Regions from separate parts of the Homo sapiens genome. Here region 1 is linked to region 2. Evidence: chromatin contacts called from ENCODE Hi-C data. All regions are on one chromosome and are shown on one strand. Each heading gives the region's core, a stretch centred on a gene start or an enhancer-like site at or near the end of the contact. The rest is flanking DNA. Distances are from core to core; before and after follow the strand shown. Region 1 overlaps STK35 (serine/threonine kinase 35). Region 2 has its middle 79 kb from the start of SIRPA.

What was found. Hi-C counts contacts between places; a loop is a spot of excess contacts on that map. Pooled maps may share reads with other maps.
Region 1: a map of heart right ventricle shows a loop between it and region 2 (2.0-fold over the local background). The contact joins two enhancer-like sites. A Hi-C loop is called at or near these places in 3 of 168 maps with a recorded cell type or tissue (cardiac septum, heart right ventricle and sciatic nerve) and 1 of 50 pooled maps.

What each region holds. Positions count from the first base shown.
Region 1 is chr20:2,139,093-2,144,022 of GRCh38, reverse strand. It overlaps STK35 (serine/threonine kinase 35), which reads right to left. Exons shown (of 4, transcript NM_080836.4): 4 at 1-239. It overlaps LOC124900458 (a long non-coding RNA gene), which reads right to left. Exons shown (of 2, transcript XR_007067499.1): 2 at 2,425-4,930. Among named protein-coding and RNA genes, the nearest start is that of STK35, 40 kb to the right of the region's middle. Within about 2 kb of position 3,562, at least 6 of the 41 ENCODE cell types and tissues checked have a DNase peak (open chromatin) inside an H3K27ac peak, as active enhancers do; they include heart right ventricle, where a contact is called at or near this core.
Region 2 is chr20:1,813,548-1,818,365 of GRCh38, reverse strand. No RefSeq gene overlaps it. Among named protein-coding and RNA genes, the nearest start is that of SIRPA, 79 kb to the left of the region's middle. RefSeq lists a silencer at 1,749-2,043. Within about 2 kb of position 1,730, at least 10 of the 41 ENCODE cell types and tissues checked have a DNase peak (open chromatin) inside an H3K27ac peak, as active enhancers do; they include heart right ventricle, where a contact is called at or near this core.

The DNA.
Region 1 (4,930 bases), core at 2,313-4,812, 320 kb before region 2:
TGTCCTGCTCTTCTGAAGTCTCAATGGTTTAAATTTAAAAAAAGGAAAGAGGAAAAAAAAAAAAGAAAAGAAAAGGAAAAAAATAAAGCAAAACTAAAAAGAAGCGGGGAAACCCAAACAAAAGCTTCACATTGCCGGATCCAGCTGTCGGGAGATCGCCAACCGGCCAGGCCACCACCTGTACCCTCTGCCGTCCTCTGGAGGAGACGTGGTGAGACTGTGGGTCCCGAGGAATCGACCTGGAAGACAGAAGGCGGGTAAGGAGGGGACATTGGTCAGCAGGCCTGGGCACCAGCCCTCAACCCAGAGGAACACTGAAGCTGTGTGTGCTGGGGGCTGTGGGGCAGAGCTCTAAAGAGATGGGGTAAATCTAGCTTCACAACCTCCCTGGTCTTATTCACACATGCTTATTTTTCAGATAGGGAAACTGAGGCTCAGGTTAAGTAACTTACCCAAGGGCACACTGACTAAGGGGCAGACACTAGCTGGGAACCCAAGCTTGCTGGCTCTAGCTGTCAAACCAATCTTGAACCCTGGCTTCCCCGTACTATTAGGAGCAAGACACCGCAGGGCCCACCCTGGATAGTCTGTCCCCACAGACCTTGCCAGCACTGCTTCCACTCATGCTTTCTTCCCCACTCTCTGTGATTAATTGTGCTGTTTGTTAGAAACGCCACAGCAACCCTCTCTAGGTTCAGTAATCCTGTTTTACAGAAGAGAAGAGTGAAGCTCAGGCCTCTGAGAATCCGAACCAGGCTACCTGCTCAGGTCTTAACATGGGCCAGAATCCCACACCCAGGGGCAGGGCTGGACTGGGCCTGCACTGTCTGCTGCAGTGCACTGTGGGGGTTAAGAACGAGGGCTCTGGAGCCAGAACGGGCAACTGAGTAAACAGGAGCTGCCCCTCGACTGTGGGGGAATTTAAGTCCTCTGTTCCCTGGTCTCATCACCTGTACCTGCGTCACAGGCTATTATGAAGATTAAATGAACGTAAAACCAAGAAGAGTGCCTGATCCTATTAGTGTTGGCTATTATTTGGAAACTGCCTTAGTGCCAGGCCTCAGGAATAAGACAAGAAGCCTGCCCTTCAGTGGCTTATTCTACTGGAGGCCTAGAATACAAGGGCCCACAGAGATTAGTCTTGGGCAGCGCCCACTCTGAGCTATCGGATCAGTGCTAAGTATAGCGCTGTCCTGGGCAGGGCGGGCCATCTAGGGCAACAGTGCTCCAGCCTCGTTGCACATGGAATCATCTAGGAGGTTTTTTGAGACAGGGTCTTGCTCTGTCACCCAGGCTGGAGTACAGTGCCTTGATCACAGCTCACTGCAACCTTGAACTCCTGTGCTCTAGTGATCCTCCCACCTCAGCCTCCTGAGTAGCTGTGACTACAGGGCACATGCCACCACGCCAGGCTAATTTTTATATTTTTAGTAGAGACGACGTTTTGTCATGTTGTCCAGGCTGGTCTTGAACTCCTGGGCTCAAGTGATCCACCTACCTTGGCCCATCTAGGAGTTTTTAAAGTGCCCGAATGACCAAAGCAGACAAGTCTTTCACTGTGCGTGCCTTTCTTTGTCAGGCAGAGCCAGCACCGTGGCTGCCATGACTTGCCACCTGTGCGGGCTGACAACACCAGCTCGTTGTCCTCAGCTCCTGGGAAGGGACCTGGCCAGTCCTCCCAAGAGGCAGCAGGATAGGACAATATTGGATAATTTACTGTCTGTTGGCCTCAGTTTCTCCCTCTGAGCACTGGGGACTCTTGGTTGAGGTCTGGGTGGAATGACTCAGGTTCCTGGCCCACAGCAGGGACAAACATACTCAATGACTCTACCCCTTCCTGGCCAACTGTCCCCAACCAGAGACTATAAACGTGTTAAATCTGAACAGGCCATGGTTCTCAGCCACGCAACCACTGAAAGTGTTTCTGGCTGGTGAGGGTGCCCCGCACACTGCTGGAGGAGGGGATAAGGCTTCTGGAAGGTAGTCTGGCACTGTTTTTAGGGCTTCAAAGGTGTTTAGATTGGTAGCTCCCTGAAATTCTACTCCTGAAAGCCAAGCTTAACAGATAAACCTAAATATGAAAAGAACTTTATGGATAAAGAAGTTCACTGAAATATAACAACTCACAAGTCCAAAAATAAGGATTAAGTAAGCAAATGATCCTTCAACGCACTGATATACTACAGAGGAAATGAGATCATTGCATGACATTTTGAAGATTATGACAAAAGCACTTCCCTGGGGTAGGTGGAAAAGGGTAGGTTACAAAGTTGTGTAGCGCACAGCATGACCATAACTATGTAAAAACACAAACCCCTCAGTGTAGGAAAATCTGACAATAAATACACCAACATGTTGTGCTTGTTGTGACTGGATTTTCCTCTTCCCTCACTTCTGATTTTTAATAATGAACACACACCAATGTTATATTTTAGTTTTTAATAGGAAAAATAGGGTACTTTAATGAACAAGAAAAGCTGGCAGCTCCAATAGAAAGGTCCAGATGTGGGGTCTTGTCTGGACTCTTCCATGCCCAGTGGACAAAGGAGAGCTTCCACACTGCCAAACGGGAGGTTAGACTATGTGACTCCCTGCTCTACTGCCCAGGGAGCGGGTGACCAAGAAAGTGGGTGTGGCTGATCTGGAAAGAAAATACAGGATTTCTCGGGCCCAGTCTTTCACTCTGCTGCTTCTGTTCCTTGGTCTGTTAATTCCCCTCAAAAAAATCCACTTGTGGGTCTTGTATCCCAGTTTTTGACTTGGAAAAAGAAAATCATCATAAACATATTCCCTGATGATTCAGCAGCCATCTCAAACTCTAGCTCTATTTAGCATGCCTATTGCTTTCTCTCCGTGCTTTCCGTAGACACAGCAGATCAACCTGAAGATGGGGGAAGAGGGTATTTAGGGTAGGCCCTCACCATCTGAGACATTAAGACCTTGTGAAATACGATGAGAAATTATACAGCCACATGTGATGTGCTAAAATAATCTTTGGGACCAGTTATGACTTTCCAGCATTCCTTTCCTCCCTCCCTGCGGACAATCTCCTGAAAAGGATGCCCATCAGCAGGAAGGTAGCATGTGGCAGCTGAAAAGCAGTGTTGGCAAGGAGGCAGGTTCAGAAACCAGAGGTTCCTTTTTACATAATAAACTAGCAGAACACAGTGTGACTACAGAAGGTCAGACCAACAGCACAGCACTCTGCAAGAACTCCTGAGACACCAGCTTGTAATGACCGCTGTAATCACTGGGTCCCATGCCAGGAAGTGAAGCTGACATTTCCCAAAGGCTCCTCCCTGCTCCCTCTAGCTCTGGCACTGGCTCTGGCCCTCCTGTTGGAAGCCTCAGAACAGCCTACAGGTCTGAGTCTGGTTCTCTCTTGTGGGCACAAAGAAGGAAAATAAGAGGGCTCTCTACTGGGGAGAGGATCTTGGCTTGGGGTTCTTTTCCCATCTGCCATCACAGAAAGAGCATTTTTCCCAGGGAGCTAACAGCACAGTAAGCTCACCGAAGGTAGTGGAGGCGCTTTCTGTAGCTATGAACAGGAATGGCTCAGACCACATGGTTCTGAGTTTAAGCACAGACCCTCCCAGGTACTTGTGGGCACAATAAAGGGTGTAGGTCTCAGCCCCAGTGGGCCCTTGGGGAGGCCTTAGGCTTGTGGTGCTTCATCCTAGCAGATGCCACATCTCAGCTCCCTGACTGCTCAGGCTGTGCCTGACTGCCTGGCTACCAGCTTCTACCGGGGCTCTTCTCATTCCTCTCTGTGGAACCCCTACCTCTGACCAGAGCCCGCTCCTTGAGGGCAAAAATCACACCTGCTAAGCATAATGAAAAGTGGTGATGTGATAAACCTGCAACTGACATCTGTAGTGCCCTTCCATGATTACTGTGAGGAGGGATTTGGCCAGTTTTCACAAGAAAACAGGCCCAGAGAAATGGAGCAACTTGCCCCACACCAGAGTTGCTGAGCAGTAGAACCAGCACTTAATCCAAAGTTTTCCAGCTTTACTACCCAAAGTCTCTGCACTATGATAGTCTTCAATCAGTGCTTCCAAAGCCGGCTCAGCAATGGTTCCAGTAGCTTGCACCTGAGATGACCTTGGGGGTGGAAGGTGTCAGTGATCTGGGAAAATGTGCTATGAATCCTTACCTTTCTCATTTCAGCTCTTGGACCAAGTTCTCTCAGTGCACCCCACCTTCTTATTTCTCTGTAACTGGCGTAACAGCAATCACTTATTGAGCAGTCTGTCTGTGCAAGTTCTAACTGTGTTATAGGCAACAACCTCGTAAAGCAACACTGCTTTCCAATCACTGTTAAAGGATCGAGTGTTTTACATCCATTGCCTCATTTCACCCCAGCAACCCTAAGAGGTAGGGGTTATCGTCCCCCTCGTCTTAGAGATGAGAAAACTGAAGCTCAGAGAGAACAGCCTCATAGACAGTAAGTGGTAGAGAAAAGGGTTTAACTCAGGGCAGTCTCACTCCAAATCCCCTGCTTTTGACATGTAACGATGCAAAATCCCTTCCTAGAGAAGACAAGAAGAGTCTTAAGTGGAGTTTAAAACCCATCTAATCCCTTCATTTATAAATAGACTCACTCAGAAAAAAGGCTCATGGAAGGCTTACGTGCCTGTGCACAGGTCTAGTGCTCGGGGGACAAAAGGGGACATGGTGCCAACCAGGCAGTGAACGGTCTTCCAGCAAGCTTCTCTGCCAGTCAGGCAGGTGTCTGGTCTGTTTAAGAAGACTGAGAAACTGAACTACTTTCATGAAGGCCATTAGCAGCTTGGAGAACAGAAGCCTGGGAGATATGAGGGGAACATGCACAGCAGGATGGGGCTGGAGACAAGGATGGCTCACGTGTTCACCTCCTTCCCCTACTCCTCAGCCTGCAGGCACAGAATACCTTGGTGATTATCCCTTA
Region 2 (4,818 bases), core at 481-2,980:
AGATGCAGAGAGACAAAAAGGGAAGACATAGGAATAGAGAAATGGGGAGGGCTGGGGAAGAGACAGAGCTAGAGGCAGAAAATGATAAAGAGAGAGAGGCCCACAGAATGGAGACGATGCAGATTGACAGATGGGGTAGAAAAGAGCCAGAGAAATTGCAAGTCAGGAAGGAGGCAGGGGAGAGAGGCTGACATGGAGGGGTGGATGAGGAGACCTGATGGGCTCTGCAGCCTGCGTGCAGGTGCGAGTGTGTGGCTTGTGAGCACAATGGCCTCCAATGGAGGGAAGCCCCTTGTTCCCAGCCCGGCCCCTCTGCTGCCTTCCTCAGTGCCTGAGAGTGGGGTGAAGCATTGCCTGCCTTTGATGCACAGAGGGTGGGGCAGAGCAGACCAGTTAACAGAGTGTGGTTTAGAAGACAGGCAACCCCGAGTTCAAGCATCAGCTCTGCCAATCCCTGCCAACCCCCTTGGGGCCCTTACTCAGTCTTTTGGAGCCTTGGCTTTCTTGTCTGGAAAATGGGGCTAACAATGCCTATCTACATCATAGGATCGCCACGGTGCCTACAGGAGGCCTCACTGCAAAGGGCTTGGCACAGCACCTGAGTCAGCTGCTATTGTCCAACCTGGAGTGTAGGGTGGACTGTAGTCCTTCTGTGATCTCATAATCCACCAGCAGACCCCTCCTGTGTACCCCTCTGTGTACTCCTGCTGTGTACCTGGAGACCCCCAGGTCTCCAGGGGTCAAACCACACCCCACAGGCACCTTGGAAGAAGAAATCCACAGGAGGAAAAAAAGAAGTAGGAATCTTGGTAGCTGGGAGAGTTCTGAGAGGGCATCTCAGGCAGCTGTGATGGGTTCAAGAGGAAATGGAGGCTTGGGTGCACTTCCCTGGTCTCCACCTCCTTCAAAGAGAACCCAGGGAGGAGGAAAGTGTGACCTTGAGCCTGTCCAGGGCTTCTGCCTGCCTGGCTGACCCAGAGCGGGTTGGATTCCATGCTCTGTGAAGGCCTTTGAGGTCCTAACAGTCAGGGGTTCTCGAAGTCCATGATTGTAAGCAGCCCGACTGGGGCTGGGGGGCGATGGGGAAGGGTGTCCCCTGCTCCCCCACCTCCTTCTGCCAAGGCTGCAGAGGGAACAGAGGCCGTTGCCTTCTGAAGGATTTGTCACAAAGCGCGGTGGTCGGTTACCGGTTACCACATAAGCCAAGGCCTTGATCTGCTGTGTTTGAGGAAACCCTTTGTTCCTTTCAAGTCTCTATTCTCTGAGCCAGGGCTAGTGCGGAGACCGAAGCAGTGAGCTTTCTCTTTCTTCCTTTTCTTTTTGGATTTTTAAAAATAACTGGCTTGCGCATTCAGGCGGTGTTCCAGAATTGGGTTCCCAGGCTGTGGTTCAGGGCCAGGGACTCCAGCAGCCCCTTCATCCCAGGAAGGCCTCGGGGGAGGGAGAGCCTAAGGGCTGATGGGGAGGGGAGGGCACACACAGGTGCTTGTGAGAGGCTTGGGCTCAGGAACCAACACTGAGGGGAGACTGAAGATGGGGTTCTAACTCTGGCTATGCACCCCATGCATGCCCAGTGCATCTTCTTCTGGACCTCAGTTTTTTTCAGTGCAGGGTTGGAGGCCAGAGCAGAGATGGCCACTTTTTCCCATGGCTGAGTCTATGCCAGACATTGCTCATCAATTGCCCTTCCCCACGGAGCTTGGATAAGCCCCAAGAAGTCTTTTCAACACCGTGCTCTGGGTATCTACTGCCAATTGCATTTGGCATGCAAAGTGAGACCTGCTTCCTGTCCTGAGAGAAGATCATCTCTGAGGCACCAATATGAAGTGGGGATGCAATAAATATTTTTTGGATGAATGGGCACTGCTTTTTTTAGCCCTTACTTCATGCCAGGCATTGTTCTGAGTACTGTTTAGAACATGCCAGGCATTGTTCTAAACGTTGAACAAAACAAAGTTCCTGACCTCAATCTCACATGTGAGGGAGACAGGCAATAAGCAAATGAACAGAGAAACAGATCAAATGTCAGGTGGTGATCAGAGCCATAAAGAAAAATTAAAACAATAGAGAGTGACAGGCTGTGGGTCGGTAGGGGGGAACGTTGTGGATAAGGTACCCAGAGAAGATCTTCTGGGAAAGAGATATGGAGTAGACAAAGTGACAGTCTCCTCAGAGCCCATCACTCTAGGACTTTGAGTCTAAATTTGTCTGACTTTAAGATTCTAATTTCATTGAGTAAGATTCTAGAATCTCGTGAATCTAGGAACCTATAACCAAAATTATAGATTTTCACTGCTCTCATATTCCATGACAATGATGCTAGAATTCTGTGACTCTGAAATTCTAGGCTTCACTGATGCATCTTTTTGCTTGAACAGACCAGGATTCATTGCCTACCCTCTCCCCACTACCCCTAGGAAATGGAGCTGAAAATAGAAACAGTCAAAACAACAAGCCATTCCAGCTCTAAGTGCCATAGTAAACAAATGGTCCAATGTTGCTCTGATAGTTTAATTGCGGCAGTTCCAGACAAGCCCATTCATGAAGGATCTTTAGTTGATGGAGAGGAGGAGTGAGCACCCAGGGAAGGGATGGCTTGTAGGGCAGGCACTTGGGGGAGGTCTGCGTCACGACCCCAGCTGAGGATGATGCTCTGGGAAGCCTGTTGGGTTTCAGCAGCCAAAGCATTGGTATTTGGATCAGGCCCCTTGGCCTTTAAGGACCACAATGGTGGCTATTTTAACTGGCAAAGTAAAGAAGTGTCTCTTTGAGGATGTGGCATTAGAGCTAGACTGGAAGACTTAAGAAGATACTAGCTTGACAGAAATCCAGGGAAGTGAGTCCCAGGCAAAGGGGAAGAGCAGATTCAAAGGTCCTGAGGTGAGAGAGAGCTTGGCAGGTTCCCCAAGTATTCAGAGCATAGGACAGAGAGGAGATGATATCAGAGGGATAAGCAGGGGCTGTTTCCTATAGGGGTTTGGAGGTCAGGGTTAGGAATATGGAAGCCACTGGAAGGTTTTTAACAGGGGAGTGACATGATATAAATCCATATTCAAAAGATTACTAAGTGCTTTGAGTAGAAGAGACTACTGGGGGCAAGAGTAGAAACTGAAAGACCAGTGAGAGACCCCAGTGTTTCAGTGAGAAATGATGGTTGTTTGGATTTAGATGGTGGCAGTGGGTCCATCTGTTTGTCTACCGCTTTGTTCTTCCCTCCTTTCTTCCATTCTTCTATCTCTTCATCCATCCATTCATCCATCCACCCATCCATCCACCCACCCATCCATCCACCCACCCATCCATCCACCCACCAACCCATCCACCCATTCATCCACCCACCCATCCATCCATGCATGCATCCATCCATCCATCCATCCATCCATCCATCCATCCATCCACCCTCCCATCCACCCACCCACCCATCCATCCATCCATCCATCCACCCACCCACCCATCCATCCATCCATTAACTAAACACTCAGAGCCAGGGGCTGTGCTGGGTGTGTCTATGGGGAGTCAGGTACAATGCTGAGATAACAAGAATGAAATACACATGGTTCCCAGCCTAAGGGGCTTACAAAACAGCAGGGTACACAAAATTGCAATGTAATGTTATGAATGCTCCAGTTAAGGAATGCATGAAGCACCGAGAGAGCTCATGGGAGGTAATTCCCTATGCTCTGTCCTGGAGGAGATACTGATGTTTGAGTTGGGCCTTTCGAAGGACACGGGAGTTGGACAGGCAGCAGAAGAGTGTTCCTGGCAGGGGCACACAGCTTGAGTAAAAAGCAAGGAGGCAGCATGAGTGAGCATGGCCGGTTCTGGAAATGTACAGATGTCTAGGTTGGTTGAATCAACAGATGCGAGTGGGGACGCTGTGGGAGAGGAGTTTGGGTCAACTTGGGAAGACGTGGAGCAGCATATGCCCATGACTGGGCCTGCCCCTTCCGCTCAGCTCTGCCTGCCCCTATCAGAGCTGAATAATTGAATTAAGTACCAGCTCTTAAACAAGATGCAGCTGTTTAGCAGATGTTGCTTCCACCCCAGATGGAGGTGCATCTTGGCGACGGGCACAACATTTCGAAGGCGTCTAATTTGTGAGGCTGTGGAGAGGAAAGAACTTCAAGATGCTGGCATTATTATTTAATAACCATCATTAATTACACACTCCCTCCCTCCAGCACCACTGCATGTCAAACATTCCTGCCGGATTGGGACTGGGGGCACAGAGGCGGGCTGGCAGGTGGGCTTGGGGGTTGGACTTGCTGGTTCTGATTCAGAAAAACAAAAGAAGAAAAGGGAATAAAGTCATCAATCCACAAAGCCTTCAAGAACTTTTATAATAATGGAAAATGACTTCTCTTGCATTTTTCATAAAATGAGTACAAATAATAACTGCTATTGATTGAACCCCCACTCAGAGCCAGGGGCTGTGCTGGGTGTGTCTTAGACATTGCCTCCAATTCCCTAATCCTCCCAACAGCCACGCATGGCCCTACCTCAGGGCCTTTGCCCTTGATGTCTCCTCCGACTGGGAAGGTTCTTCCTTCAGACACCCACATGGCTAACTCCCCTACATCTTTCAAAGCTCCACTTAAATGTCAGCTCCCCAGAGAGGCCTTCCCTGACCACCACTCCCTGAAATAATGTCCTCCACATTCTTGACCTCCTTCCCTTGCTTTTTCTTTCATCACCTGATATACGTATATTTGTTAATTGTCTATTTCTCCCTTTTAGATTTTAAGCTCCCAAGGGCAAGGATTTTTGTTTCATTCACTGTGGCCTCCCCAGCACTCAAAACAATGCTTGACACAGGAC